Linked DNA regions of Homo sapiens: region 1 is linked to region 2. Evidence: chromatin loops called from intact Hi-C (ENCODE). Cell type or tissue: A673. All regions are shown on one strand. Each heading gives the region's core, and the rest is flanking DNA. Links, peaks and the distances in the headings are about the cores only.

Region 1 (2,910 bases), core at 180-2,679, 180 kb after region 2:
TAAGAAAACAAAGTTGAGCCTACACAAGGTTAAGGTGGTCATCTAGTAATTCAACTACGTAGTATAAAAGATTTTAAAGAAGCTACTATAAATATATAATATAAATGCATTCAAATAATTAAAGGAAAATGCATTCAAAGAACAATGCCAGAAGGTTGTACGATCCAGGATCCCTTTTAACAAGCTCCCTTGGTCTGCCATGTGAGAAAGGGAGCAGCGGTGATCAAGAGGAGATAGAAGCCCACCTTGGAGGTGATTTGATTCTATTCTATTCACTCGGAGGAGGCCGACTTGTGCCTCAGTTGTTCAGGCTGCACTTAACTTAGTATGCTCAACCTTGGTAGATACTCTCAAAGTGGGGGACTGACAAACTAAAGCAGATAAGTGAAGAAAGAATAATCAAATTATAGAATGAATGAATGTCTCAACATTGGGAACCAGGTGAGTAGAACGTTGTCCCAAAGTAGAGGTAACAGGCCTCCCTCTCAGAGGGGCCAACTGGAGGCTGACAAGGTTACCACAGAGAAGATTCCTGCGCTGAATGGAGATTAAAGCTGCCCAAGGCTAAGATTCTAGGATTCTTGCAAAGTTGTCACATAGGTTTGGGATGCTCAGAGATTCCAGAGCCGGAATGCCAGCCCAGGACTGGGCAGGGATAGAGAGAGGTCAGGAAAATCAGACACGACACAGTTTCAGTACCGTATCCCTCACACAGCCAAGTCAGACTCACCTGGGTTCAGCTGCTGGCTGTGCAAGCTTCAGCCCCTCAGAGCCTCAGTCCTCTCATTGGTAGAGCCTTTAAGACACAGGCTTTAAAATTCTCATGACTTATAAGATGATGTAAAAAGACCTCAGGTCCTATCTTATAGGTCATAAGAATTTTACCTATATATAGCATTTAGCTCCTATGTCTAAAATATAATAATTTTCAACTATTTGCTGATTGGATAAATTAAAAGACAAGTTTCTAAAGCACAGTACCTGGCATAAAGTCAGCAATCAATCAATGATAACCAGCATCAGTAGTTTTATGAGTACCCAAGCAGCGTTTCAACCTCCAGGACTGTGGATCATAAGACACTGCTGAAACAGCCAGGAATGAAACAAGAAAAGAATAAACATCCACTACCTTTAAGCGTGCATGATGTTAGATCAGTGATGCATCTCTAATTACAGAGGAATTTACCCTCTGACTGGAAGGAGTACACCTGTCAGGTCAGTTCCAACCTCAGCACCGCCCGGCACCACTGTTGTCATTGGCTTAATCATGTGTCTGTGTCAAGAGACTGTCATTTCCTTGAAGATAAGCGCCATGTGTGATGATCTGATTTTACATTCCAGTGCTTGGTATTAGGAACAATGAAACTAACTCAGGAACAAATACATTGAAAGGAAACCTTGGGGGATTTTCAGTCTCAAGTAGTGGCCCCCACCTCAGTGAGGGCCACTACTTTGCAATATTTTCAAAACCGTATATAATGTCTCTGTGTTGATGTCGATATGGACATTTTTGTTTGAAAGTCCAACAGCCAGAAGGCCCAATCTTCTTTGGGTCCTTGCTTAGAATCAGAGTACACTGCCACCAGGTGGCAGCAATTCCATGGTAACATCTGTGAGGTTCAGCAGGTAGGGTCTTGAACTGGGGTCTTGTTTTCCCTGATTCATCTTTTTGTGGGTTGGGGAGGCAGGGAAGATTTGGTGTTCTGAGGTGCTCTCACAGTGTGGGCATCTTTCATCCCAGCTCCAGAGTTTGGACGCCTTAGTCTCAGGCTCCAGTTCCCTGCACAGAGGAGGTGGATCTGGGGAACTGGTGCACCAGTGCCCGGAGAAAGCAGACCCCACCATTTGGATCTGTGACAGGCCTTTCTGTTCTTGCCCTGAAAACACACACTTGAAACACAATGATGAGTGAGAGGAGCGGGAATCTGGGGCAGGAACAATGTGATTTCTTGCAAGATCCCCTCAGCTCCCCAAAGACTGAAAAGACAGAAAGTAAAATTTTGAGGGCAAAAAATGGAGTGGAAGCACTTCACACTTCAGAGAGAACACGGGGCTGACAGTGAAGACCAACAAATGTTTAGAAAATTATAACAGACCACGGAATGCAAATTGCTGGGGGACAAAAGCGGCAAGCTGCTGTGTCGCTTCAAGTTCTTGACGAGAAACTTAATTTACTGGATCCACAATAAAGGTCCTCGGTTCCAAGTTCAAAGCGCCCCCCCACCTCCCCGCCCCCCGCCCCCTTGGGCTGTGGGGCCCTGACTCGTCCTGCCCAGAGCTGGCAAGGTGGAGGCAAAAATGAGGACTGCCACCGGTGTTCCAGAGCTCTTCTGGCTCCCAGGCCCTAGGCTGGGTGCCAGAAGGGAAACGTGGAGGTGCTCTGGGCCTCATGTGCACACTTGCCCCACTGCCTCCCTGTGCGGCCGATATTCTTACCCACAATGCACAGGTGAGAACCTGGAGCCCAGAGAGGTCAAGGGGCAGGCTGTTGGTCACCATCTGGCCAGTGGCAGCAGAGTGACTCCCATTTCCTCGCCTCCACACCAGATCCCACTACACCAAGAATACCGCTTTCTGAAGAGCACACTCACAACTGCAACCGTAACGCAAAAGAACACAGGCTGTACTAGAAATTGTTCTTCCTTCTGTCTTTCCTTCCTTCCTTTGTTCACTTGTTTGGTCCTTCCTTCGATTCATTCAAAAAATATCTCCTGAGCCCTTCCTGTGTTGCAGGGACTGTTCCAGGTCTGGAGATTGAACAGGGCAAGTAACAGATAAATTCTCCACCTGCATGGGGCGTACATCCTAGTGGGTGGAGAACGGTGATGCAAACTGAATGGCATCTGCGATGGTGATGAGTGCAAGCTGGGAAGACAGATGAGATGCACCAGGAGCACGTGGGGTGGTGGT
Region 2 (2,910 bases), core at 274-2,773:
AGCTAAGCTGCAGACCTTCACAGTGAATGTTACAGCTCATAAAGGCAGTGTGGACCCAAACAATGAACAGCAGCAAGATTTACTGCAAACAGCAAAAGAGGAAATACCCCACAGACTGGAAGGGGACCCGAGCAGGTTACCACTGGTGGCTTGGGCAGCCTGCTTTTATTCTCTTATCTGGCCCCACCCACATCCTGCTGATTGGTCCATTTTACAGAGAGCCGATTGGTCTGTTTTACAGAGAGCTGATTGGTCTGTTTTGACAGGGTGCTGATTGGTGCGTTTACAATCCCTGAGCTAGACACAAAAGTTCTCCAAGTCCCCACTAGATTAGCTAGATACAGAGTGCCTATTGGTGTATTCACAATCCCTTAGCTAGACATAAAGGTTCTCCAAGTCCCCACCAGATCAGCTAGACAGAGCACTGATTGGTGCATTTACAAACCTTGAGCTAGACACAGGGTGCTGATTGGTGCATTTACAACCCCTGAGCTAGATACAGAGTGCTGATTGGTGTATTTACAATACCTTAGCTAGACATAAAGGTTCTCCAAGTCCCCACTAGACTTAAGAGCCCAGCTGGCTTCATCCAGTAGATCCCGCACAGGGGCTGCAGGTGGAGCTGCCTGCCAGTCCCGAGCCTTGCGCCCGCACTCCTCAGCCCTTGGGCGGTGGATGGGACTGGGTGCCGTGGAGCAGGGGGCGGCGCTCGTCAGAGAGGCTCGGGCTGCACAGAAGCCGATGGCGTTGGGGGAGGCTCAGGCATGGTGGGCTGCAGGTCCCGAGCCCTGCCCCGTGGGGAGGCACCTAAGGCCCAGCGAGAAATCGAGTACAGCGCCAGTGGGCGGGCACTGCTGGGGGACCCGGCGCACCCTCCGCAGCTGCTGGCCCGGGTGCTAAGCCCCTCACTGCCCGAGGCCGGCCGGCCGCTCTGAGTGTGGGGCCCGCGGAGCCCACGCCCACCTGGAACTCACGCTGGCCCACAAGTGCCGCGCTCAGCCCCGGTTCCCGCCCGCGCTGCTCTCTCCACACCTCCCTGCAAGCTGAGGGAGCCGGCTCCGGCCTCGGCCAGCCCAGAAAGGGGCTCTCACAGTGCAGCGGCGGGCTGAAGGGCTCCTCAAGCACAGCCAGAGTGGGCAACGAGGCCGAGGAGGCTCCGAGAGCAAGCAAGGGCTGCCAGCACGCTGTCACCTCTCAAAGGGATGAAGGTGTGGGCTCATGCCGTTTTCCCGCAGCCTGGAGGAAGGGGTGGACAACCCGGTTGCATTCAGAGGGGGAAGCTCACAGTGGGCGGAAGTCCCATAACTGGAAGTGACCTGCAGGGCTGAGCCGCTAAAGCTGGCCTGCCCGACTGACAGCAGCACATCTCTGCCCGAAGCCTCCGGCCGAGCCTCGCTTCAGGTACCTACTGCCCGCGCCCCGCTCTCCAGCCTGGCACAGACTCAACTGGCAGGCTGGTTCTGCTGGGGCGCCCGAGTCGGGCCGCGGCGCCACCTGCTGGACACACGATCCATCTGCGCCTCCAGAAGCCGGCGGCCTGTGGGAAAGGAAGACCCCGCTCCTACCCTGGGACTCAGCTTTGAGGCCCTCAGAGGGTTGAAGTGCGTGCCTCAGGGTGTGAGCCAAGAGACAACACCGTTCCCTGGTGTGGTCACGGCGTGGTTAGGAGCTCCAGGGCTGGGCTCTGACAGACCTGGCTTCAGTTCCTGCCTGGACCACTTCCTAGATGTGTGACCCTTGGGGAGCACTCGAGCCTCCCATGCCTCATCTGTGAAACTGAAATGACGCCCATCAGAAGGAGCTCTCCCACCTTCCTCCAAGCCATTCTCCATCCTTTCGCTTTGCCTTTTTTTTCTTTTATAGCACGTACCACCGTCTGATATTTTAATATCCCTTGTTTACTATCTCGCCCACAAAATGTCAGCTGTAGCGTGGTAGCAACTTAGCTCACTGCTGTATCCCAAAAGCCGCAAGCAGGGCCTGCCAGGGTTGGGGCTTCATAAAAACACTTCTCAGTTGAAACACACTTTGCACAATGACTAGCACATACTAAGTATTCCATAAATGGTATTATTATCTTCATTATGCATTCATCAATTCACTTATGCATTTATTCATTTCTTCTTAGCTGATTCACTCACATATAGTTATTTAAAAAATGGAGGTAAAAGATATGTAACATAGGATTTACCATTTAACTATTTTTAGGTGCGCAGCTTGCTGGCACTGAGTCCGCTCACATTGCTGTGCAGAGTCACCACCATCCATCTCCAGAACTCTTCCCATCTTTCCCAGCTGAAACTGCACCCATGAAACCCTCACTCCTTGTTCCCCTCACCCAGCCCCTGGAAACCAGCATTCTACTTTCTGTCTCTATGAATTAGACTGCTCTAGGGATCTCATGTAAGTAGAATCATAGAGTATTTGTCCTTTTATCACAAGTATTTTGGAGCCCCTACTACATACAGTAAGGAGTAGTTCTTGTAGCACCAAGGTGAGGATTAACTGAGATCAATGCAGGTAAAGCACCTAGCACAGGGCAAGTCACAGATGGAGAGCCCAGATTAAATTAGGGCCCCATCCCCTGCACCTTCCTCCCTGAGCTGTGAGGTGAGGTCGTGCTTTTGCCCTGGCAGGGAATTCTCACCCTTGATTTCCCTCTGTGGCTGCTATACTCTATGTAGACACCAGATGGCCGACTTGTACCACGGAGATGTCTTTGGCTGCTGCCTGCAGAGGGGAGCATAGAGAGATGCCGGGAAAGAGGGAGCCTGTCTGGGGCTCGGAGGCAGCAGGAAATGATTAAGAAAAAGGGTGCTGTGGATGAGACACAGGGGCCTAAATCCCCTAGGGTTTGAATCATATGTCGATAGCAGGGATCCTGCAGAGAGGAGGAAGAGGAGAGAAGGG

The links. Hi-C counts contacts between places; a loop is a spot of excess contacts. Peaks named below come from ENCODE experiments on the same cell type or tissue, not always from the same donor. Only the 100,000 strongest peaks of a DNase experiment are listed, where the experiment ranks them.
Region 1: it touches region 2 in a loop (4-fold over the local background); 4 of 110 quality-filtered maps call a loop at or near these places.

The regions. Positions count from the first base shown.
Region 1 is chr3:10,882,379-10,885,288 of GRCh38, reverse strand. All of the region lies in intron 6 of SLC6A11 (solute carrier family 6 member 11), which reads right to left. Among named protein-coding and RNA genes, the nearest start is that of SLC6A11, 68 kb to the right of the region's middle. In A673, for the core only: CTCF peaks have their summits at 1,368 and 1,583 (motif pointing right); no DNase peak of the experiment used is centred there; H3K27me3 peaks cover 106 bases.
Region 2 is chr3:11,059,496-11,062,405 of GRCh38, reverse strand. It overlaps LOC101927467 (a long non-coding RNA gene), which reads right to left and starts at 141. Exons shown (of 3, transcript NR_188517.1): 1 at 1-141. In A673, for the core only: CTCF peaks have their summits at 1,503 (motif pointing left), 2,488 and 2,688 (motif pointing right); DNase peaks (open chromatin) are centred at 1,485 and 2,765.